Regions from separate parts of the Homo sapiens genome. Here regions 2, 3, 4 and 5 are each linked to region 1. Evidence: chromatin contacts called from ENCODE Hi-C or POLR2A ChIA-PET data. All regions are on one chromosome and are shown on one strand. Each heading gives the region's core, a stretch centred on a gene start or an enhancer-like site at or near the end of the contact. The rest is flanking DNA. Distances are from core to core; before and after follow the strand shown. Region 1 holds the start of UBE2D2 (ubiquitin conjugating enzyme E2 D2). Region 2 holds the start of RAPGEF6 (Rap guanine nucleotide exchange factor 6). Region 3 holds the start of PPP2CA-DT (PPP2CA divergent transcript). Region 4 holds the start of UBE2B (ubiquitin conjugating enzyme E2 B). Region 5 holds the start of AFF4 (ALF transcription elongation factor 4).

Region 1 (4,498 bases), core at 1,853-4,352:
AGCTCACGCCTATAATCCCAACACTTTGGGAGGCTGAGGCAGGTGGATCACCGGAGGTCAGGAACTAGAAATCAGCCTGGCCAACATGGTGAAACCCCGTTTCTACTAAAAACACAAAAATTAGACAGGTGTGGTGGTGCGTGCCTGTAATCCCAGCTACTCGGGAGGCTGAAGCAGAAAAATCACTTGAACCCAGGAGGTGGAGGTTGCGGTGAGCTGAGATCGTGCCATTGCATTCCAGCCTGGGCGACAAGACTGAAACTCTATCCCCCAAAAAAGTTCAAATTATTTCTAAACTTGATTTTATTAAAAAAATCTTACAAAGGCATATTTTAAGGAAAATCTATTCTAGAAAATATGTAGCAACTCATAAGAAACTATATTACCAGAGCAAGTATTATTAATTAAAACGTATGTTTTGTGTCAAAGAGATAGTTCCCTCTCTGAAAAAGTCCGTTACACATATAATTCAATGTAGAGATTAAAGTCTACATTTCTTTTTTTTTTGAAAGGGAGTCTCGCCTGTGGCCCAGGCTGGAGTGCAGTGGCGCGATCTCGGCTCACTGCAAGCTCCGCCTCCCCGGTTCACGTCATTCTCCTGCCTCAGCCTCCAGAGTAGCTGGGACTACAGGAACCCGCCACCAAGCCCGGCTAGTTTTTTTTGTATATTTTAGCAGAGACGGGGTTTCACCGTGTTAGCCAGGATGGCCTCGATCTCCTGATCTCGTGATCCACCCACCTCAGCCTCCCAAAGTGCTGGGATTACAGGCGTGAGCCACCGCGCCCGGCAGGTCTACATTTCTTTATCTGTAAATTATTACACATTATACCCACTTGCTCTTTCTCAGGTTATAAAATAAGAGGACAAGCTTCTACAGGTATTTGATAACTTCCCAGTTAGATTCTATAAGGACCTAGCAATTCCTAAAAGCCTTTAAAATACATATGTATATATTTTTTTTGGATGACTACTCCTCAGTGTGCTCCCCTGCCCCTTAAACGGTTCTTTAAGACATCTTTGCTTAAGGTTCAAGCTTCTTTATGGTATTTAACAAATACCATTTCATTTTAGTACAAGATTTATTGTCTAAAATCTGCCCTTCTTCATTTGTTAGAAATCAGAGTCAAAAGAAGTTAAGGAGCTAACCTAATTATAGTAACCAATGGGACTGATTCCACACTGTCTTTGAGCAAAAATGAAATGAGGACCAACCGCTGAGCTGAGGTGTTTAAATCATCAATCTGTATTCTGACTTAGTTTAAGACAAGCTAAAAACTGGTTCTCTTCCTCTTGCATCCCCATCCCATCATTCAGAATGGATAACCCCAGTACCTACTTCTAAGTAGCTACAGGTATAGGCCGTGTGCAGTGGCTGATTGATGCCTGTAATTCCAACACTTAAGGGAGGCAGAGACAGGAGGCTAGCTTGAGCCCAGGAGTTCCACACCAGCCTGGACAACACGGCAAGACCCCGTTCTCCACTAAAAGGAAAAAGATGTATTGAAGAAAAAAGTAGCTACCGGTTTAATATAGCCAATCTGAGTAGCCAAGTGAAACACCAAACAGAAATTAATAGTGGTGCCTCCCTACTTCTAAGAAAAAAAACATGAAAGTGGCACTAAGAGGTTACAACATCAGAAAGGGAAAAAAAATAAATTTTAAGCCAATCTTATAGTCTAGATGTATTATTAGGAAAACCTCCTTATTGATAACTAAATAACCCTTCACTTTAAAGAGCAAAGAAATCCTTTTTAATACAAAATCTAGTAAAACCCCTTCCCAGTTAAGAGTCTCGGTAAACATATCACCTAATAGCGTCAAGTCCATTTTGCGAAGAGGCTGTGAAAGGAACTTTTGTATAATTTCTCTGGTGGTTTTCAATGTTCAGGTTTCTACCTCTACCTTTGCCAATGTACAGCTTTTCTATTAGATCCAATCCTGCAAAACGGAAGTGTTAGTTTCTAACTACATACAGCAACCTCAAGGAATAAAATGATTCTCCCTCTACTTCCCTCCTCCCTCATTAAGTCACCTTTTTTTTTTCTTCTGAACTTCCAACTCTTAACAGTTTCTGGACAAGCAGGGTGGACCGATGTGTGCTGCCACCCAAGAGGTAAGTGAACTCAGGATATACTTGTGGATCGGGCAAAACGGCTTCCTCTGTCAGCCCGAGCTCAGGCGGTTTTGTGGAGGGAGCTAGGGCAGGTGTGGGAGGAGGGAACAGAAATGGGGCGAGAAGCCCTTTCGACCTCTGTCGAAGGGGCCGCCCAACGCCCCAGCGCCCCCCTCGGCCCCAACCCCGCCATCCTGGCCCGACAATGGCCCTCAAGTGCAGCGGCAGTCCCAGACTGGAGAGAAGCCCTAAGAGTCCACACCATGCGGGCCTGGAAGGGCAGCCGGGGAGGAACGCTGAGGCCGCGAGAGCACCTCCGGCCTAAGCGCGGGCTGCGCGCCGGGGCCTCCACGGGCGCCATCACTGGGAGTGGGGTATGGAGGCCGCCCCGAGGGGCCAGCACCGGCAGCAAGATCCAAGGAGGCCGCGAGCCCGACGGAGACTACGGCGGGAAGTGCAGGCCGCAGCCTGCTCAGCTGGCCAGCAGCGCAGCCGACCTCCGGCCGCTTACCTTGTGGATTCTCTTCAGAGCCATGGTGGGAGGCGGGTGGCGGCGGCCCCCGGGGCGGGGACGGGGGCGGGGAAGGGACGGGGAAGGGGCTAGGGAGCCTGAGGCCGCCTCGGCGATCTCGGTCGGCAGGAGAAGATGGAGAGTTGAGGAAAGCGGGTCCGGCGGGACGGGCTGAGGGCCGGGGCCCACTCAGCTCCTGGGCCTGCCGCAGCGGTCACCGCATCACCCGGCGGCGGCCCCTTTATTCGCCGCCGCCCTAGCCGCCACCGCCGCCGCCGCCGTAGCTGCCTCTTCCTCCCAGGATCAGCGCCGCCTCCTAAACCGCCGCAGATCCCTCCGCCAGAAAGCAAAAGCCCAAGCCTCGGGCTCGGCCGGCCTCTCTTGGTCGGACAGCCGGAGGGATTGCCTGTCTTCCTCCCTGCTGCAGGTGGACCGAGGGACGCGCGGGCGGGCGGGCTGCGCCGCCGGGGTGGGGCCGTCGGAGCACGGGGTGGGCCCGACCGAGGGGCAGGTCGGGAGGCGCGGGGATTGGCGGGCCAGGGGAGGGAGGGCCGAGCCGCGCCGGCGGCGGAGGGATACGGGCCGCCCCTGTGAGTAAGCTACGCACCGCCGTCGCCGCCACGGCCCCGGAGGGCGTGACGCTGCGAAGCCCTGGGCGGAGATCTCGCGAGATCTAGAGCGCGAGTTCTGCAGGCTCCAGCGCCGCGACCGTTGACTTCATTGCTGATGGAAACCCACGCGCGTGTCACAAAAGATCAATAAATATTAAAAGGCGAATGTTGTCCAGATCTCACGACCGTCCCCGTACTAGTCCCGGGAGGAGGCACTTAGGCCCACTGCAGCGCTCCTGAAGGAGGAAGGGACTTGGCCAAGGTCACAGAGCTCTTCTGAAGTCCTGGGACTTAGCACATCTCTTTCCAGAGGCCGCGTGGCTACAGCTCGGGCACCTGCCACGAGGGAGATGTCTCATAGCCGCTCGGGTTGCAGTGAGATTGGCCTTCCGGACCAAGGCCCCAGATGGAGAGGATTTGAATGTTGTGTTCTCAGCCACTGGCATGTATGTGTGCCTTCGAGGTGTCCAGACTCTGCTCAGCTTAGTGAATTGCAAATTGTTACAAGCAAGCACTGTACCAGCTGCGTCAGAAAAAAAATCACAGTGTGTGCCCCAAATAGTTAAAACCAACGGCTGGGCGCGGTGACTCACCCCTGTAATCTCAGCACTTTGGGAGGCTGAGGCTGGCGCATCACCTGAGGTCAAGAGTTCGAGACCAGCCTGGCCAACATGGTGAAACCCCATCTCTACTAAAAATACAAAAATTAGGCCGGGCACGGTCACTCACGCCTGTAATCCCAGCACTTTGGGAGGCCAAGGCAGGCGGATCACGAGGTCAGGAATTCGAGACCAGCCTGGCCAACACAGTGAAACCCCTTCTGTACTAAATATACAAAAATTACCCGGGCATGGTGGCAGGCGCCTGTAGTCCCAGCTACTCGGGAGGCTGAGGCAGGAGAATCGCTTGAATCCGGGAGGCGGAGGTTGCCGTGAGCCGAGATCACGCCAGTTCACTCCAGCCTAGGCAACAGCAAGAATGCGTCTCAAAAAAAAAAAAAAAAAATAGCCGAGAGTGGTGGCAGGTTCCTGTAAACCCAGCTACTGGGGAGGCTGAGGCAGGAGAATCGCTGGAACCCAGGAGGCAGAGGTTGCAGTGAGCCGAGAGCACGCCATTGCACTCCAGCCTGGGCGACGAGCAAAACTCCATCTCCAAAAAAAAAAAAAAAACCAACCTCGTGCTCCAGATACCCATCAGGAGGGTCCGCTGAAAATCAAACCTAGAATATTTGGAATTGTTTTTTAGGAGATGGAGACAAAAAG
Region 2 (5,011 bases), core at 589-3,088, 7.9 Mb after region 1:
ATACTAAGTGCTTAAGTGCTTCACGTGAGTTTTCTCACGTAATCTTACTAAGTGCTTCATGTGACATACTAAGTGCTTCATGTGAATTTTCTCACTTAATCTTAAGAAAATTCTGAAACAATAGGTCCTTTACTATATTCCCATTTAACATAAGGAAAATGAAGGCAACATACTAAGTGCTTCATGTGAATTTTCTCGCGTAATCTTAAGAAAATTCTGAAGCAATAGGTCCTTTACTATATTCCCATTTAACATAAGGAAAATGAAGTTCAGAGATGTTAAATAACTTCAAGTCACTTAACTAGAAGAGGTCTAATATTAGAGACACAAATTCTAGGTCTGTTTGCCCCTAAAGTTCAAGTTCATGGTGATCATGCTTTATAGTTCTTTCTCCCTCTTTCAAAATATTGATGTGACTCTGAAAATTGATCCTTGAAGAATGGAAGGGTTAACTTTTGTTTGTGATCCTGGGCAGATCTTTGAGAGGTTATATTTGTACAAAAAATGAGGAAAACGGATCGTCTGCAACATCCTGTGATTTTTTCCACAATTACTTTATTTCTACAATGGCTATGCCACACTTCGCTGGTAAAGTTTTTGATCTATACCTGAAAAAGAGAAATGCTAATAGTATGTTGTAAACTCCCAGTTTGGGCAAGCCCCAGGACCAACAGAAAACAGTCCTTAAGTCATTGCCGGTCCCAGAAACGGTGTTGTAGCCTGAACTCTCATTGTTTTCAAATATAATTTTAACTCTTATTACGTCATTAAAATTACTGTGAAGCAGTCATTAATTGGAAAGCATGTCATAATCATAAATCACCTTGTTATTTAGTGAACTATGCTAACTGCTGTGAGAAATACCAAGGTGTACCTAGATGTAGTTACAGCCATCAAGGAGCTTAAAATTCAGTGGAAAGGTGGTGTCGCCAAAGTTAGTTACCTATGAACTTATGAGAAAGGGTAAGGAGTATCCTAGAACGATGGATTCTGGAATTGTCAGTGAGCTTATTGTTGAAACGGCCTCAGCAGCTCTCTGGCTGCTCCTAAGGGTGGTCTGTTTTTCTTACCAAGGGAGCAGTGAAACAAAACTGGCTTTATTCGGTCTGTTGGGAAGCAGACTAGAATGTAAAAAGTATTGCAAAAGTTGCCACTCGAGTCCCAACCCTAAACGCAGTTGCCTGAGGGAGGGCTGCCCCGGGCATTTAGTTACAAGAACGCAGTCTAAATCTAGTTTTTTGACTCAAAGGTAATCGTGAGCTGGCCGCGGCACCGGCTGCCTATCCTGGCCGTGAATGTTTGCTTTCTCTGCCCTGGTCTCAGGACGTCCGTTTCGAATAGATCAAGCACTTCTCTGTCGGCAGCTTTCACAAGAGATCTCGTTTTATTTAAAGAGATATGAGGTGTGCGTGGAATTCCTTCTTTGCCGAATGGCGGCTTCTACTTCCGCATATTCAAAGTCGGCAGTAGAAGTTGCAGAGGAGAGCGCAAAGCCGGACTTGGCCACACCCTGGGCTTCCGGATTTGGGCACAACAGTTCTCTCCAGTCAGAACGCCTCCCCACGGTTCTGCCCCAAAATGCTATTTTTGCTCAGGTCCTCAGCGCGTTTCCGGTGTCTCCAACGGATGGAGAAGACGGAACCACAACGCCAAGGCAGACCCCGTGACTGATTTAGGTGAGGTCTCGCGAGGTGTCTTTAAATCTCACGACGACAGCAGGAAACGACTTACTCGCACCGCCCCAATTTTAACGTCACAGTGGAGTTACTCCCTTGGGCGTTTCTTAGCGTGCGCGTGCGTGCTGCGCATGCGCACTTACTCTCCCCCGCCCCCGCGCAGACTTGTCTCCGGCCAGTCGCGCGTGGGTAGAGGCCTTAGGCGGGCGTTGCGAAGGGTTGTTTGCTAGAGTTCGGACCTTGTTACGGCGCGAAGTTCCCTCCTTGGGGCGGGGGAAAGGTACCGCACCCGCTACCTAGTGTGAATGAACTGTGGCGTGGGCTGCTAAGGGCAGGCTGCGGAGTACCCGGGCCGTGGCCATGAACTCACCCGTGGACCCTGGCGCTAGGCAGGCGTTGAGGAAGAAGCCACCCGAGCGGACTCCCGAGGTGAGGCTGGTTGACCTTTATGTGCGTCTCACAGTCCAGTAGACAGCATCCTCCTGTCTGTCCGAAATCCGCGGCGACTGCCCTCTTGCCAGAGTCTCGCACCTGCTACTGGGAATCTGTTCGCTTGAGTCTCTTCCCTGACCCAGGCCCTTGTCGCCAGCAGGGTGCCGACCGCCCTTCCTGCCTGTGATGCGGTCTTAACCCGCGTACCCGTCCTTGCCGGGGGCTTCTGAGTGTCGTTAAGAAAGCACCATTACTAAGTCGTATTTTCTGAGTTGGGTAATATGAGTTTCGCAGTTAGATGCCCATTCGTTTAAGTAGACTATGAAAAACGAGATGGAAATTGTAAGGGAAGTATCTCAGCCATGTAATTTAGAAATAGTTTTTCTTTAAAGGTCTCTGAAATATTGTACAGTTGCCTAAAAAAAAGATAAAGTTTTCAAAGTTAGTTTAAAAGTTTACATCCAGTCAAATGGTGAATTCTGTAGTAGATGATGCATGTTTAAAGAACACCACTGTAGGTACTTTTTCAGACTGTCACTGGGAAATTTTACAGTATTTTGTACTTGGATCCAAAATTTGCTGTGTCGAGTTAACAGTTATGGCATCAGCTTAAAAGATTTTTCATTCGACCTTCATGAAGGCTAGTTTTCAGGCATATAACTAAAACCTGTTAGCTTTGCTTATCCCGGTAGAATGCTAAGGTTTTGGGGAAGGTTTTCCTTGATTTGGAGGTTTCTATAACAAGTGGGACATATTTTCTAAACAAAACACTAAACAGTGTGAGTGGATTATTGGATTGTTTTGTTTAAAGTTGCAGTAAATGAAATGAAATGCTTTGGTTAATTCTTCACTTTGGAGTTTTTCAGATATGTAGTGTTTTGCATACTGAGTCTCAGTAACGTTGGGCTGACCTTTTGGGTCGTGACAATTATTCAGGTCACAACGGAAGCCATGATAGGTCAAATTATGTTATTGAAGATCCTGATGTTTGCATAGGAACAACACAAATTCTACCACTTTCCAGAGTTCTCTTTTTGAGATATACATTTATAATTCGATGAGTGTTTGTTTCCTTATGATGATTCTTGAAGTCAATGTGAGCTGATTTATGAATTTCAGTAGGCGAATTATCTTACAGCCTTTATAGCATTGGAAAGTATTATACAAGGCTTACGATGTGTATTGCAGGTTTCAATTTAATTTAATTTAATGTTATTTTATTTTTTATTTGAAACAGTCTCACTCTGTCACCCAGGCTGGAGTGCAATGGCGCGATATTGGCTCACTACAACCTTTACCTCCCGGGTTCAAGCGATTTTTCTGCCTCAGCCTCCGGAGTAGCTGGGATTACAGGCAGGCGCCACCACGCCCGGCTAATTTTTTGTATTTTTAGTAGAGACGGGGTTGCACCATATTGCCCAGGGTGGTCTCAAACTCATGACCTCAAGTGATCTGCCCGCGTTGGCCTCCCAAAGTGCTGGAATTACAGGTGTGAGCCAAGTTGCCCGGCTGCTTTTAATTTTCAACATTACTTGTGCTACTAAATTCACATTTTAATGGAAAAATCCTACTGCTCTTTAACAGCAGAATTATTTATTTTGAAATTGCCTATTTTATTTTTTTTGAGACAAAGTCTCCCTCTATAGCCCAGGCTGGAGTGCAGTGGCACGATCTCTGCTCACTGCAACCTCCGCCTCCTGGGTCCCGGTTCAAGTAGTTCTGCCTCACCCTCCCGAGTAGCTGAGATTACAGGCACACGCCACTATGCCCAGCTAATTTTTGTATTTTTAGTAGAGACGGGATTTCACCATGTTGGCCAGGCTTGTCTTGAACTCCTGACATCATGATCCGCTCGCCTCGGCCTCCCAAAGTGCTGGGATTATAGGTGTGAGCCCCGCGCCTGGCTGAAATTGCCTATTTTTGAGCCTTAGGAAATTTTCTAAACTGTTCATAAAGTTATGTTGGCCACTGTGTGCTGTGTTAAGTACTTTATTGTGCTTAATTGGAACAGAAGCATTGTTCAAGGGAATGCTAAACAGCTGCCCACAGTACACAGAATGTAGCCCTGACATCTAGCAGCATAAGAGGTTAACTGATGCATTGGTAGTGCTTTTGAATGAGTGTAGAATTTGTTTGGGGTAAAGAAGTATGAAGAAGGAAATCTGAATCCTAGTGATGATTTGTTTGTGATAAATAATTTGACAAAATTCTCCCAAGTTCATTTCTGTTTTCAGAAGGTCCTTTTACTGGACTCCCAAGGGTCTATTATGAATATATTAGCTCTATAGTTGCTTATTGGGAGTCTAGCAGCTGAAGGCACTAGTCTGTGCACTATGTTGTATCCATAAACAAAGCAGGTCTGCCCTAGTAAGACTTACATTCTGATAGCATGAAGAGTGGGGAAGGCAGATAATGAATATACTAAAAGGTAAGTTACATAATATGTAGCTTATAATTGCTAGAAAAGAAAAGAGCAGAGTAAGAGGGATTGAAAGCAAGGGGCAAGGGCTGGGTTGCAGTTTAAATAAGGTGGTTCGTTTAACTTGGTTGAGAAGATGATTTTTGATCAAAGACTTGATGCATGTGATGGCATTAACTATAGGGGTATATGGAGAAAGTGCTTTCCCAGCAAAGGGAGCAATCGTTGCAAAGGCCCTATGTTGAGAGCATGTTTTGATGCATTCCAGAAATAGCAAGCAGCTTTGTGTGACTGGAGAAGGGTGAACAGGTGTGAGAGTAGTAAGAGATGAAGGAGGAGTGGAGATAATGATGCATAGCATAGGGCACATCCTATTTGACTTTTCAGTGAGGGGGAGCACTGAAAGATTTTGAAGCAGAGGAGTGATATTGACCTACTTAACCTTTTTTTTTTTTTTTTTTTTTGAGACAGAGTCTTGCTCTGT
Region 3 (4,580 bases), core at 582-3,081, 5.3 Mb after region 1:
AAAATATAAAAATTACCCGGGCATGGTGGCGGGTGCCTGTAATCCCAGCTACTTGGGAGGCTGAGGCAGGAGATTTGCTTGAACCTGGGAGGCAGAGTTTGCAGTGAACCGAGATTGCACCACTGCACTCCAGCCTGTGCAACAGAGTGAGACTCTGGCTCAAAAAAAAAAAAAAAAAAAAAAAAAAAAGAGAGAGAATCTAGGCAAAGAGAAATAATGTTGATTCTGTTCCATATGTCAGACCTTGGAAGGTCAACTGCATGACTGTGGCTGAGACTTTGTACTTGGGAGTGTGCAGTTTTAAATCCTGACCACTATCTTAGGCAAGTCCCTTCTCTTTTCTGAGTGCCTGTCTGCTTCTTGCCCCATCAGACAGTTCTCACACAGGTTCATGGCAACGGTAAAGAATAAGATTAGACAGCACACTGGGTATGGCTTTATAATCACGGGCACTAAGTGATGATTTTTTCCTTATTCATTCCACTTGGTCTTAACTCTTACCCTTCTATTGTTTGGGGATGTTAACTGCAAAACAGGGACAGAATTTGGGCTAAAGGGTCTTTTTCCCAGTCTGGTAAATTAAGTATGTGATAAGACTTCTAGAAGAGTAGATTTAAGGTACTTTCTTTTGTGCACACTAATGGGAGGTGTGAAGGGAAAGCAGAATTGCAATTTCCAGCCTAGGGAGGCCAAGCCAGTCGGCCTTGCCAAACACGTTGTCTTGGATAAAGGAGGATTTTCAGTCCTGCTATTGGCTGATGGGGCCTCCAGTGCCTTCTTCAGCCTGTTGGTGGGGATGATGCCCTCAGAGCCGCAGAGTGAGCAGTCTCCTCCCAAGCATCGCTGAGCACTTGGGTGTGGAAGGGTTGCCTGATACTGAGGGTGGGGTTCCTGGAAGACAGGCGATCAGGTTCAGCTCTTGCCTTGCCCTTTATGGTTAAATGTTCTTTGGAAAGCTTCTATATCTTTCAAATCCTGGGGGCATTATGATCTCTCTTCTGCCTATCCCAAACCATCTTCAGCCAGTACTGTTGGGAGAATACAAGCTCCAGGGCATGGTCCCTGGTCCGTCTGGATGACCCCTCCGGATCTGGCATATAGCTGGCGCTCTATGGAACCAGATATTTATGTAAAAGCAGGGACAATGGAATGTGAAAACGTTTCGCAAACTCCAAAGCGATTCATAACCAGACAGAGGTCCAATCCTAGGGTATACGAGCTCTCTCTTTTAAGCACGTATCACAGCTGCTTCTCACGCCACCGAGACGCGGTCAGGACAGGTGCATCCATCTTCTCTGGGCTTCCCCTCTTGAAAGTAGGCCAGGGCGCGCAGGGGTTGAGGGTCTCTCATTCCCAGAGAGAATTAAACTTGGAGGAAAGCAACCACCGGCGAGGAGCGGGGCGCGTGGAAGCGAGCCGCGGTCCGAGGCCCAAAGAAAAGCCCAAGCCTCGCCCCCGCCATCGCGCCCGACGAGACACCTAGGTCCGGGGACGGGTGTGTGCCGCGGAAGTCAGGTGCACTGCGCAGCACTCCCCCGGTAGGTACACGCTCCTCCACCTACGAGTGACCTAATTACAAGGTGCCAGCCGCGCCCAGAGGTGGGGGTGGTTAATCCAAGCGGCCACTCGCTGCCCGTTCCTGCCCCCAAAGATGACGGAAACCCACACGATTACAGAGCCGCAGCACCCCAGATGAGCCACGGGGTCGCAATTCTCGTTTCCGTGATCGGACTGCCAGGCCCCAGGTGAGGAGCTGAGTTCATCACCAGAGCGGCCTTCCCAGGGGAACCAGTTACAGGCTGCCAGTGGCCCCGGCTTCCATCCGGTCTGCGCCTGCGCGCGGCCCAAGCCCTCGCCTCTCCTGGAATAGTGCTCAGGGATTAGTCCGGTTCGCCGCTGTGCGCACTGCGCATGCTCCAGCTCCATCCTTCCCTTCCCCCACCACCCCGCCCTCCGGGAGCCACGCCCAAAAAGTCAAGGCGCTTCAGTTACCAGCCGGCTACGTCGCGCCTGCGCTTTGACCCCCAGTTTGCGCCCCAACTCCGGTCGTGCGGCCGCCCGGGGAGGGCTCTGCAGTTGCGCAGCTTGCTCCCCGGCCCTTTTCCCCTCCGCTCCCCGCCGCCTCCTGACGCCGGGCGTGACGTCACCACGCCCGGCGGCCGCCATTACAGAGAGCCGAGCTCTGGAGCCTCAGCGAGCGGAGGAGGAGGCGCAGCGGCCGACGGCCGAGTACTGCGGTGAGAGCCAGCGGGCCAGCGCCAGCCTCAACAGCCGCCAGAAGTACACGAGGAACCGGCGGCGGCGTGTGCGTGTAGGCCCGTGTGCGGGCGGCGGCGCGGGAGCAGCGCGGAGCGGCAGCCGGCTGGGGCGGGTGGCATCATGGACGAGAAGGTGTTCACCAAGGAGCTGGACCAGTGGATCGAGCAGCTGAACGAGTGCAAGCAGCTGTCCGAGTCCCAGGTCAAGAGCCTCTGCGAGAAGGTGAGCTGTAGTACGGCTGCGGACAGCCGCCGCGGGGCCGAGCCCGCCGAGGAAAAGGCGGCCGTGAGGAGGGTGCAACATGGCGGAGGCCGCCGGTCCGGGCCCCCCGAGTCTCCGAGACCGGCGCCCATCCTGGCCGGCGGCGGCTTCCTAACGACCCGGCGCCCCCTGCCTCCCGCGCAGGGATTGGTTGCCGCCGCCGCCTAAAATGGCGCCGTTCACTCGACTCCTGGGCTTTTGAGTCAGCCGGCCTTGGCGCCAGACGAGGTGGCAGGGGGAGCGGAGACCCTGTGGGTCATCGTCAGGGACGGTTTTGAGGGTGAGCTGGCTTGGATTCTGCGGCTTGGGAATGGAGCCTGGGCCTCTCCGGTGGGCTGAGTAAGAGTCTTGCCGCTGGTACCCAGGCCTAGTTAGGTCCAGAGCTGCCCAGAGGATCCCCCAAAGGCAGTCTTGTTAGGCCGTATCCCAGAACATACCTAAAGGTCACACAGCTTTAGTACCCCTTGGTGGTTTGTATTAAACTCACCAAGCGATCTTCTCCAGAAATCAAGGTAAGGGGTGTCTTTAAGAATTTTTAAATTATTCTCTTAACCTAATTTTTACGAAGGTCATGGTGGTAGCTATAAGGGAGGAGTGTAACTTATTTTTCATAGTTGGAAGAAATCGGGAATTTGGTGAGTCATACTACATAAGGAGCTTTTGGATTGGAAATCAAGTGTCGGTTGAATATGATTTATATGCTGACTCAAAGCCTTCTCTAAGCTTAACACACTTGGCATTTTGCCGTTTATTTTTAAAATGAACAACATAAAATGGAAGAGCGGTAAATTTTGTATCTTTGTTGCAAAAATTACTTGATAGTATTTTGTGGCTGCAAGTAGTAGTAGTGATAATAACTGTCGACTGAGATTGTATTCCAGACATTGTGCTTAGTGTTTAAATAATGTCTCACATACACTGAAAATAGAATGTTGTAGTCCACTTAGTAACACTAAACTTTATATTAGCTAATTCCCTTTTGTTTTCCCCTGGGGGTTGGGGAAACAGGTAGTTAATTTAGCTATTAGCTTTGTGTTGTATTTTTAAATTCTTGTAACTCAGTTTTCTAAAGTACACAAAATGCTGATCTCTGCTGTGAACATTTTAACTTCCCTTTTCAAAATTAACTTTGCAGCACGTCACTTTAGTACAGAATAGTGGAGTATCATATTAGCATTTTGTATCCGTGAAAAGAATTAATGGAGAACTATTATCCTGATTTGTTTCTGGTTTGATGTGAAAATTAGGTTCATGAGTTTGACGTATATGTTTCCAAGACAGGCTTTTTTAGAAACCATGTTGTGAACAATTGGAATTTAAGTAAGTCAGATTTAGATTTGTTTCTCCCAAGCCTGAACAAAACTACTACTAGTGGATGAGGTGGCACATCATCTGTTGGAGATGCCTTTTAATGGTAGCGATGTATTGAATCTCCTGTTTCTTTACCCTCTCACGTCAAATGAGGTTGGTATTTATTTTAAAGGTTTAAAATTGGCCTTTAAAAATGAATGTATATTGCCAGGTCTTAATTTCTAGGTACTGTACATGATGATCTTACCGATTTTTGGAATTCAGTGCATTATATGAAAGACTTTTAAGTCAGTAGTTGGCCAGTTGACTAGTCTTTTGAAGAAAACGTGGAAAGGAGGGAGGTAATGACGTAACTGGAAGACTGGACTGCGAGTTAGATTTGGACATGAGTCCTTCTGCTCTTACTTGAGTAATTGTGACAGACTTTGGGACAGCCACTTCACTTGTCCTTGTTTTCCTGTCTATAAACTAAAATGTGTTCTGAGATTATACAGTCAATTCCGTTTTAAATTAGTAGTGTGTTTAATATTGAACATCTATTGAATATCTAAGATTGCATACTCTTTTGAGGGAAATGAAAAGCAATGAAGAATAAGTATGCTTATTGTCGAGGAGCTATGAATCTAGTTTGAAAGAAAAGCATGGTATGAAAAGGTGTGGGAGATGGAGCATGGAAGTAGAGGGTTTGTGTTGGAAACTGTTGTAGAAGATAAGATAATACTGGATGCTAGAGTGGGGTGGGTGAAGCT
Region 4 (4,527 bases), core at 1,450-3,949, 5.2 Mb after region 1:
TTGTTATTGTGAACTAAAATGAACCATATGACTTAAATATATTAACCAGGTATATATACTTATTAAATACCTCTCCAAATTATCTAAAAATTGAAAGGGCTTGAGAATCATCCCTCTTTCAATATTATCTCTTCAAGAATTGATGCATAGGAACACTTTTACACTGTTGGTGGGACTGTAAACTAGTTCAACCATTGTGGAAGACAGTATGGCGATTCCTCAGGGATCTAGAACTAGAAATACCATTTGACCCAGCCATCCCATTACTGGGTATATACCCAAAGGAATATAAATCATGCTGCTATAAAGACACATGCACACGTATGTTTATTGCGGCACTACTCACAATAGCAAAGACTTGGAACCAACCCAAATGTCCAACAATGATAGACTAGCCTAAGAAAATGTGGCACATATACACCATGGAATACTATGCAGCCATAAAAAAGGATGAGTTCATGTCCTTTGTAGGGACATGGATGAAGCTGGAAACCATCATTCTCAGCAAACTACCGCAAGGACAAAAAACCAAACACCACGTGTTCTCACTCATAGGTGGGAATTGAACAATGAGAACACTTGGACACAGGAAAGGGAACATCACACACAGGGGCCTGTTGTGGGGCGGGAGGAGAAAGGAGGGATACCATTAGGAGATATACCTAATGCAAGTGACGAGTTAATGGGTGCAGCACACCAACATGGCACATGTGTATACATATGTAACAAACCTGCACGTTGTGCACATGTACCCTAGAACTTAAAGTATAATTAAAATATATTTAAAAAAAAAGAATTGATGTATATAGACTGTCCTCTTATACCAAAAAAAGTTTAAAACCTCAAAAGCAAGTAATATTTTTACAGAACCATTGATTTTGCTGCTCTAAACATGCAAAGACTGTGTATCCTAACCAGGCTACTTCTGCAAAATGGCTACAAGAAAAAAAAAAAAAGCAAACCTCAGTGTAAACACAAAATGACTGAAAACACATTAAATTTAACTAGGAAACTAGTATTAGGCAGCAGATTTACTCTATTCCTTTTGCTTCAAACAGCAATGGCTTTAAAAAGTAATTAGTAGGTTTTCTGCCAGTCCCTATTTTAAAGGCTCTGCACTAACACCAAATCCACCTCTCAGATCAGGAGACTCAACACAAGGCTTTCCAACATTCGTCATAGTCAAATTCTTGTAACCTGCAGATCTCTGGAAACTACAAAAGGTGCCATGCATTCAACTCAGAATTAAGCAGAGCATTACAGTAAGGAGCCAGGGCGACAATGACATGAACTAGTTTACTATCTGAATTTGTCATGAGTGCTAATCAAATACGCTGATTTCAAGCTTTAGAAAGATGACTTTTGCACCAAAAAGGGCATCTCCTTTCAGAGACTGTAACCTCAATTAAAAATGCTACATTATATACACACACAAATACATATGCAGTTGTTTTTCATGGGGCATCATAATTTGCAACTAGTCCACATTAAAAAAATGGTTTTTAGTCAATCTCAAGCAAATTAGGCCACCACGAACAGAAGCCTTAGAAGAACTGCACTGCTTGACGCCTACCTTTAAATGGCTAAGAGAAGCTACGAATGAATTAAATAAGTTGGCCAAATCCAAGTGCCTCACATAGGCTTTATAATAGCTGAGAGGTGACTTCCTGAGCGACAAATCTAAGTTTTTATGCTAGATATTTTGTTCAATTAGGGCAGGTGTCCCCAGAAAAAATGTTAAGAAAAATGTGCAGAGTATCAAAATGATGTTTTCTCACTTATTTTTTCTATGTCTCTAAGTATCCAATAAAAGGTAAACAACGGAATAATCATTTTCTATCTCACAACCCCAATACCTCCTAACAAAACCCTATTTTATTTACCAAAGGAGGCCCAGGGAGTATCAGATTAGCGCCAGTCTAAGGGAAGGCATTTTTCCAGACTCGGGAGGCTATAGATAGGGGCTTTCTTCACCAGCCAGAGCTGAGTTCCAGAAAGCACTGGCAGCCGGGGTGGCCAGCTCTAAGGTCCCAGATCTCTAAGTCAGTTCCCAAGGTCCTTTCAGGCGGGCGGGGACAGAGTCGGGTTTCGGGGGATGGGTTAACCTCCGGGCCTCACGCACTGGACCCCACCCTCAGGGCACAAATGGAAAGGATTGGCAGGAGTCGGGAGAGGGGTTCGCCCCAACACGGCTCCTCGGAGAAGACGGCGGGGCCGTGAAACAAAGCTGACTGGTGCTGCCGGAGAGGAACAAGCTCCCGCAGGAGCTCACTTTGAGGGGACAAGAAGGGGGCGCCGCAGGGTGCAGGGGCGGGCGGATAATGTCTGATCGCCTGGGCGAGACGCCGGGCAGCTGGCCGAAATGGGCAGCAGGGAACCCTAGACCAGTCGATCGACACCGTTTTACTTTTTGTGGGGAGGGGAAGCAGTATCAAAATTTCTTCGGGCGCCAGAACGAGCGGCAAAGCTTATGGGAGTAGGGCCGAGGCTAGGACCCGGCTTCCGCCAGTCCCGCTGGGCCCACAGCCGGCCCTCTGAGGGTCACAAAGGGGAAGGTGTCTGGGATCCACGCCCTGCAGCCCCGCAGCTTTGAGGGGCCGTCATCTAGGCGAAGGTGAAGGCCCTTACCGCTTGAAATCCCGCATGAGCCTCCTCCGGGCCGGGGTCGACATGCTCCGCAGCTGCCCCGCGGTCAGTCTGAAAAAAAAAAAGTCCCGCGCAGCCCCCCCACCCCCCGGCGCGGCGGCCGAATCACTGTGGATCGCCGCCGCCGCCGCCGCCGCCGCCGCCGCCGAGACTGACAAACAACCCTGCAATGACGTCTCCCTCCGCCGCCTCCGGATCCCTCCGCCCTCCGCCGCTACCACAGTGTGAGTGCTGGGGGAGGAGGGGGCGGGACGCGGGAGCGCGCCTTCCCCGAGCCCTTCAGCGGGGCGCGGTTCCCCCTGGGCTTCCTGAAGTAATAGACAAATTTGTGTTCTCTGTGTTCAGACTAGAGGTTGTGGATTCAAAGACCACGAAACAGAAACACTATCCCGTCTCCCTCCCCGTCACTAGTTTAGGCTCGGCGGGGTGGAGAAAGAGGGACGCATCCGGGCCAGAGATTTCAGGGAAAGGAGGTGGGATGATGTAAGATCACGTGACTGCCCGCGGCCTTGTCAACAATCCACCCCTGAGTGGGAGGGGGAGAAGTATCTAGAACCACGTGTCCCTATGACGCGTTTAGAACGGGTCACGTGAGCGCCTCGCCTGGATGTGAGTTTCAGCCAGGTCTGTGAAGCGGGTTTAAGAGGGTGAGGGCGGGATAAACCTTTATTAGTTGTTTTCTGTTTATCACAGGTATAGAGACAACATTACCCAAGAGGTCATGGCAGAATCAACAGCTTGTTTTGTTTTCTTTAAACCGGGACCAAAAATAATTCCCCTCTGGTTGGTTCAGTGGCTTATTAACTCTGGTACTTGGGGCAAGAAGAGTGAGAGGATCGCACGATCTTCTAAGGCAGCCTTGAATACTGAGGCCCACACAACAATCTCCTGAAATGGTTCCTTGAAGCTACCAGATAGTCTTTCTGCTTTGCAGTGGGGTTTCTAGTATTGGAAATTCTGGGCAAATATTAAAGGATGGTGTATTATGCAGTTTTTCCTTTCTGGGTCTGCTTTCAATTGAAGATATGTGTCAGAGTCCGGGGACTTGCCTATGGTGGGGGAGTACCATTGTATTTTTAAGGAATGTGGGGGTGCAGTCTTCCAAGCATATCAATGAGTGGTTGGTTGTCAAAGAAACCTACAAATATGATTCATATTCTGGGGGAGAGCTCCGGCAGACATGAGTGAGGGTTATATATCTAGCCTGAGATAACTTCAGGTTTTCTACACTAGCAAGAAAGGTGCAAATGGGCCAGAAGGGCCCCCCACCACCAGGGGGTTCAGAGGTGTTGACCTCCCAAAGACCTTGAATATTTTCTGTGGTCACCGTCCTTCCCTCTATTGCTTCCAATTCCTACCTTCAGGACTTTGTTATACTAAGGACTCTGAGTACTTTTGTATCCATTTGGGGAACTGTTCAGTTCAACAGGTAAAGGGAGGGTGGAATGAGGACCTTAACATTGCCTCAGCCTTGCCCCTGATTCCATGGAAGCAGAGTTAACTTTTCTGACTTTCCTTGTACCTCTTTCTTCAAACCCTGAATTCCCTCTCTGCTTCCAGTGACTGCCTTGGTGATCAGGTTAGCCAGGCCTAACTCTTGATAGGTCCTGTTAGACATTCGCAATGTGTTTTTTAAGTTAAAAGCTGAATATTCTTAATTTTTTTGCCTTTCTGCCATTGCAGTCCTAACCCTTCCAATAGCAAAGGAGGAAGACACACAGGTAGGGTTACATGGAGAAAAATGGTAAAGAGAAACTATATCTTAAAAATATCCCTCATGAGCTGGGGCATTAGCTCATGCCTGTAATCCTAATACTTTGGGAGGCCAGGAGTTGAAGACCAGCCTGGGCAACATAGGAGATCCTGTCTCTACAAAAAGTA
Region 5 (4,599 bases), core at 1,792-4,291, 6.6 Mb after region 1:
TTTTCTTTTATTTGCTGAAACAGAGGAAACTTTTTTTTTGAGATGGAGTTTTGCTCTTGCTGCCCACGGTGGAGTGCAACAGCAAGGTTTTGGCTCACCACAACCTCGGCCTCCTGGATTCAAGTGATTCTCCTGCCTCAGCCTCCTGAGTAGCTGGGATTATAGGCACTGGCCACCACGCCCAGCTAATTTTAGTATTTTTAGTAGAGACTGGGTTTCCCCATGTTGGTCAGGCTGGTCTGGAACTCCCGACCTCAGGTGATCTGCCTGCCTTGGCCTCCCAAAGTGCTGGGATTACAAGCATGAGCCACCACACCTGGCCGGAAACTTCTTATTTGCAGAATAATGCCAAATAAAAGGCTATACTGGCCATTCCTCCCCTTTTTGGTTTTTAAATAAGGTTTCATTTTGTATTGAAAAAGTATCACTATCCTTTATGGAACAAAAGCATATTATTATTTGCGTTAGCCAAATAACATTTACTTCAGAATAAGCAAGGAAACTTAAAGTTTGTTACATATTTTCAATTTGCACCTTAATACTCATCTTTAATCAAAATTATTATGGTGTGGCCGGGAGTGGTGGCTCACGCCTGTAATCCCAGCACTTTGGTAGCCCGAGGCGGGTGGATCACGAGGTCAGAAGATCGAGACCATTCTGGCTAACACGGTGAAACCCCATCTCTACTAAAAATACAAAAAAATTAGCCGGGCGTAGTGGCGGGCACTTGTAGTCCCAGCTACTGGGGAGGCTGAGGCAGGAGAATGGCGTGAACCTGGGAGGCAGAGCTTGCAGTGAGCCGAGATGGCGCCACTGCACTCCAGCCTGGGCGACAGAGCGAGACTCTGTCTCAAAAAAAAAAAATTATTACGGTGTAAAGTGACAAATATTCTTTTCTTTTGCCACTCTCCATCCCCTCAACCCTCCAACCTATACAGCCTTGTAAATCTTCTTAAGCAGAATTTGAAAGCAAGTAAATGAAATAGGCACAATTTCTGTGTAGGATAATTTGGTAATATCTATCAAAATTAAAAATCCTTTTGATCTAAAGATTCCAGGCTAAGGATTTATCATACAGGTATAATTTGCTCATTATATGGAGTTGTTTTTCGTTTTTAATTATTTTAACTTTTTTGAGACAGGGTCTTGCTCTGTCACTGAGACTGGAGTGCAGTGGTGCGATTAGGGCTCATTGCAGCCTTCATCTCCTGGGTACAAACGATTCTCCCACCTCAGCCTCTCTAGTAGTTAGGACCACAAGCCTGTGCCACCACAAACGGCTAATTTTTTATTTTTTGTAGAGATGGGGTCTCACTATGTTGCCCTGTCTTGTATGAGGTTATTCATTGCAGCTTAGCATGTAATAGTAATGGCTTGGCAACAAGCGGAATATCCACCTGTAGGGGATTGGTTAAATAAATTAGGATGTTTGCATAAGTGGAATATTATTCTGCCTCTAGGAAGAAAAAGGTAGTTCATTATATACTGATATGGCAGGATGTCCAAGACATTTTTTTCTTTTTTCTTTTTTTGAGACAGGGTCTCACTCTCATCCAGGCTGGATGGCAAGCTCCCGGCTCACTGCAGCACCGACCTCCTAGGCTCAAGTGATCCTCCCACCTCAGTCTCCAGAGTAGGTGGGACTATACGCATGCACCACCACGCCCGGCTAATTTTTGTATTTTTCATAGGGATGGGGTTTTGCCATGTTGCCGGGGTTGGTCTCAAACTCCTGGTCTCAAGCGATCAGCCCCCCTCGGCCTCCTAAAGTGTTGGGATCATAGGCCTGAGCCACTGTGCCCAGCCTATCCAAGATATTTGAAGTGAGAAAAAAAGGACTGAACAGCGTATATAGTGTGTTACCTTTTGTGTAAAAAGAAGTATCCCTATATTTTAATGTATTACTTACAAATATGTAGGGAAAGATACATTATTAAATGCTAAGTGATTGCCTTCCAGGACTGAAACAGCTAACAGACAGAGATGGGAGAATCAATTATTTTTTATTCTGTCATGTTTTGAGTTTTCTATTAAGACATTTCCTAATTTATATAGCTCTATAGAGAAAATGCATATAAAGAGTGAAGCTTAAAAGAAATAGTAGATGTTTAGAGGTGAAAGAAGTGTTCAGAATGATATGCTGAAGAAAAACATTAGTGGGCCGGGTGCGGTGGCTCACGCCTGTAATCCCAACACTTTGGGAGGCCCAGGCGGGTGGATTGGTTGAGGTCAGGAGTTCGAGACCAGCCTGGCCAACATGGTGAAACCGTGTCTCTATTAAAAATACAAAAATTAGCCGTAGGTGGTGGCTCCCCCCTTTAATCCCAGCTACTCCGGAGGCTGAGGTACTAGAATCGCTTGAACTCGGGAGGCGGAGGTTGCAGTGAGCCGAGATCCCGCCATTGTACTCCAGCCTGGGCGACAACAGCGAGATCTATCTCAATAAATAAATGAAAAGGAAAACATTAGTGGCAGAAGATGTTTAAATGACGAAGAAAGAGGGACGGTTTGGCTTCTTAGGGTAAGTTTACTGGAAATACCGAACAGCCTCCTGCGTCCTTTGCCTTTTTGCTGGACCTCTTGAGGACTCGAGGCTTCGACACCTGGAAGCAAGTCTAGGAAGCTCCGGGTTGGGCCGGATCCCCACCAGAGGCGAGGGGCGGAAGGCCTGGGTTTGTCACCTGAGCCCCAGAACCGGCATATCCGGTTCGGCCCGGCCCCGCCCTTCGGAACCTCACTAGCGGGCTACGCGCAGGAGGGCGTGAGCTCCCGGATGTGCAGGCCCTGTACTGCCGTGGCAGCCCTGCCGGACGCGGCCGCAGTGCCCAGAGGCTCAGGCCTATACCGCTCGGGCGGGTCCTTTGCCTGGCCCGGGTCATCAGACCCCACAGCCGGGAACGTCACCACCCCGGGCGTCGCCTCCCGGCCCAGCCGGCCCACAGACCCCCGCCCCCTACTCCCCCAGCGGGGAGGGGCGCAGAGGCATCACGTGACGCCCCGCACCCGCCCGGTCTTGGTCACATGGTGGCACGGCCGCTGCGTCAGTCACAGCCCTGGCTGCAGGAGTCCAGCTGCCGTCGCCGCCGCCAGCGGACGGGGCGGGGATCCTGGTGCCAGGTCTTCGTTAACCCGCCCCCGCCGCCTCAGTCAGCTGTCCCAGCCCGGGCCCGACCGTCATGGAGCGGTGCGGGGCCTACGCCTGTTCCGTGTGAGGCGCATCGCTGCCGCCGCCGCCGACGCCGCCTTCGTTTGTCGAGGCCTCCGGAACCCCCGCCGCCTCCCGGAGCCCCTCGCCCTTGGCAGCCTGTCACCGCCCCCTGGGCGGGCTCGAATGCGCGTCCGGTGAAGGTGCAGGCCCGGCGCCGCCACTGCCGCAGCCAGGAGATGGTTCGGGCCTAGCGGAGCCGGGACTGGAGGTAAGAAGGGCCGACAGACTGACCCAGGGCCGGGCCGGGCCGCGGGGGTTGTGGCCGGGGCCGGGTGGGGGTGGGGGCCCGCAAGTTCTGCGGGGAGCCTCGGGGAGACCCTCCGGGCTGGGGCTGCTCAATCAGGCGTCACCCCTCCTCTCATCTGCGCGTCCCACCCCACCACCTTCCCGCAAAGATAAGAAAATAAAAAAAGCTAACCCAATCCTAACAAAAATTCCCAGAAATCCATCCGTTTAGTGTTTCTCCTTTCCTCTTTCTTTCCTCAGACGTTCCATCGGCTGATTTGTTACTTTTTCATATCCTCCTCAATTTCAAATTATGTCTAATTAAAGAGAAAATAGGCCCAGATTCTGGCTAACATTACCCAGCTAGTTCTCGCTTTCCTTCTCGCGATCCTGCGCACCTCTCCCACACCCCCACCCCCGCAAAAAAAAAAAAAAAAGAAGGAAAAATTTCCGCCTTCGACTTGCGAAGGGGATTGACTAAAAATGGGAACGTGGGGGTATAATACTCGAATACCCTCCCCTACAACTTCTGAATCGGTCTGTTACCTAGTTATCCCAGTAGCTTGTGCGTGGATATTGATGTTTAGGCCTTTCCTCCAGCTGCCTGTGCTTGGGGTTAATCTCGTAATTGACGTCAGTGCTTTGTTCCTTCTACTTTGCTGTTCCTTCCACTCTTTGAGGATGGATCATGGAGTACAGGAGTTTTGGGAGTAACCTTATTGCCTTTTCGTTTACAAACAGTATTATTTTCAGGAAGTGGAAGTACGAATCTGAAATGTTTGTATATGGAGTTCAAGGCGAAGAGTTCGATTTAGGGTTCTCGTAGTTTTGTCAGTTGTAATTCAGAATTATGCGGTTTCTTCCCTGCTGGCCACATGGAAATTTTATACTAAGGCCAGTCACTTTTCCATTGACCAGTGTTTTTCTTGATGGAATCTAAGCTATAGGTGTCTGTGAATAGACTGTAAATGTAACATAAAATGTGTGCTGTTTTTCGGGCTCAGATATGAAAAGCGCAAAGCTTCGTTTCTGTATTGATTCTGCACTTCATAAAGTGCTTTTTAAAACTTAACTGGTCTTTAACTTATCAAAATTGAAATATTTATGAGAACTTTCTTAATTTGGGATTTGATAAAGAGCCTTTGTGGTCTGTGAGTCTGCCTAGA

The links. Hi-C counts contacts between places; a loop is a spot of excess contacts on that map. ChIA-PET counts read pairs that join two places held with the same protein, here RNA polymerase II (POLR2A). Pooled maps may share reads with other maps.
Region 2: a pooled map shows a loop between it and region 1 (8-fold over the local background). The contact joins the promoter of RAPGEF6 here to the promoter of UBE2D2 in region 1. A Hi-C loop is called at or near these places in 1 of 50 pooled maps. POLR2A ChIA-PET finds 5 or more read pairs at or near these places in 2 of 52 experiments (B cell and activated B cell).
Region 3: a loop to region 1 is called in a pooled map, with 16 times the contacts of the local background. The contact joins the promoter of PPP2CA-DT here to the promoter of UBE2D2 in region 1. A Hi-C loop is called at or near these places in 5 of 50 pooled maps. POLR2A ChIA-PET finds 5 or more read pairs at or near these places in 3 of 52 experiments (MCF 10A, OCI-LY7 and activated CD4-positive, alpha-beta T cell).
Region 4: a pooled map shows a loop between it and region 1 (5-fold over the local background). The contact joins the promoter of UBE2B here to the promoter of UBE2D2 in region 1. A Hi-C loop is called at or near these places in 2 of 50 pooled maps. POLR2A ChIA-PET finds 5 or more read pairs at or near these places in 2 of 52 experiments (AG04449 and activated naive CD4-positive, alpha-beta T cell).
Region 5: a loop to region 1 is called in a pooled map, with 4 times the contacts of the local background. The contact joins the promoter of AFF4 here to the promoter of UBE2D2 in region 1. A Hi-C loop is called at or near these places in 2 of 50 pooled maps. POLR2A ChIA-PET finds 5 or more read pairs at or near these places in 2 of 52 experiments (GM12878 and endothelial cell of umbilical vein).

Annotation. Positions count from the first base shown.
Region 1 is chr5:139,559,943-139,564,440 of GRCh38, reverse strand. UBE2D2 (ubiquitin conjugating enzyme E2 D2) reads right to left here and starts at 3,102. Exons shown (of 7, transcript NM_003339.3): 1 at 2,626-3,102. The coding sequence starts at 2,649. RefSeq lists enhancers at 1,937-2,056, 2,147-2,196, 3,357-3,526 and a silencer at 2,667-3,326.
Region 2 is chr5:131,632,056-131,637,066 of GRCh38, reverse strand. It overlaps RAPGEF6 (Rap guanine nucleotide exchange factor 6), which reads left to right and starts at 1,838. Exons shown (of 28, transcript NM_016340.6): 1 at 1,838-2,105. The coding sequence starts at 2,037. RefSeq lists enhancers at 1,269-1,468, 1,479-1,728, 737-1,936, 2,029-2,118, 2,066-2,648.
Region 3 is chr5:134,223,661-134,228,240 of GRCh38, reverse strand. PPP2CA-DT (PPP2CA divergent transcript) reads right to left here and starts at 1,831. Exons shown (of 1, transcript NR_186539.1): 1 at 1-1,831. PPP2CA (protein phosphatase 2 catalytic subunit alpha) reads left to right here and starts at 2,168. Exons shown (of 7, transcript NM_002715.4): 1 at 2,168-2,481. The coding sequence starts at 2,380. It overlaps MIR3661 (microRNA 3661), which reads right to left and starts at 2,484; the gene lies at 2,389-2,484. RefSeq lists enhancers at 868-1,387, 1,229-1,388, 1,388-1,909, 1,910-2,429, 2,769-2,878.
Region 4 is chr5:134,369,741-134,374,267 of GRCh38, reverse strand. UBE2B (ubiquitin conjugating enzyme E2 B) reads right to left here and starts at 2,699. Exons shown (of 6, transcript NM_003337.4): 1 at 2,629-2,699. The coding sequence starts at 2,672. It also overlaps a transcript of CDKL3 not described here. RefSeq lists enhancers at 2,367-2,466, 3,407-3,476, 2,985-3,580 and a silencer at 2,887-2,936.
Region 5 is chr5:132,962,076-132,966,674 of GRCh38, reverse strand. AFF4 (ALF transcription elongation factor 4) reads left to right here and starts at 3,041. Exons shown (of 21, transcript NM_014423.4): 1 at 3,041-3,416. AFF4-DT (AFF4 divergent transcript) reads right to left here and starts at 2,863. Exons shown (of 2, transcript NR_186175.1): 1 at 2,541-2,863; 2 at 1,985-2,434. RefSeq lists a silencer at 2,747-3,586.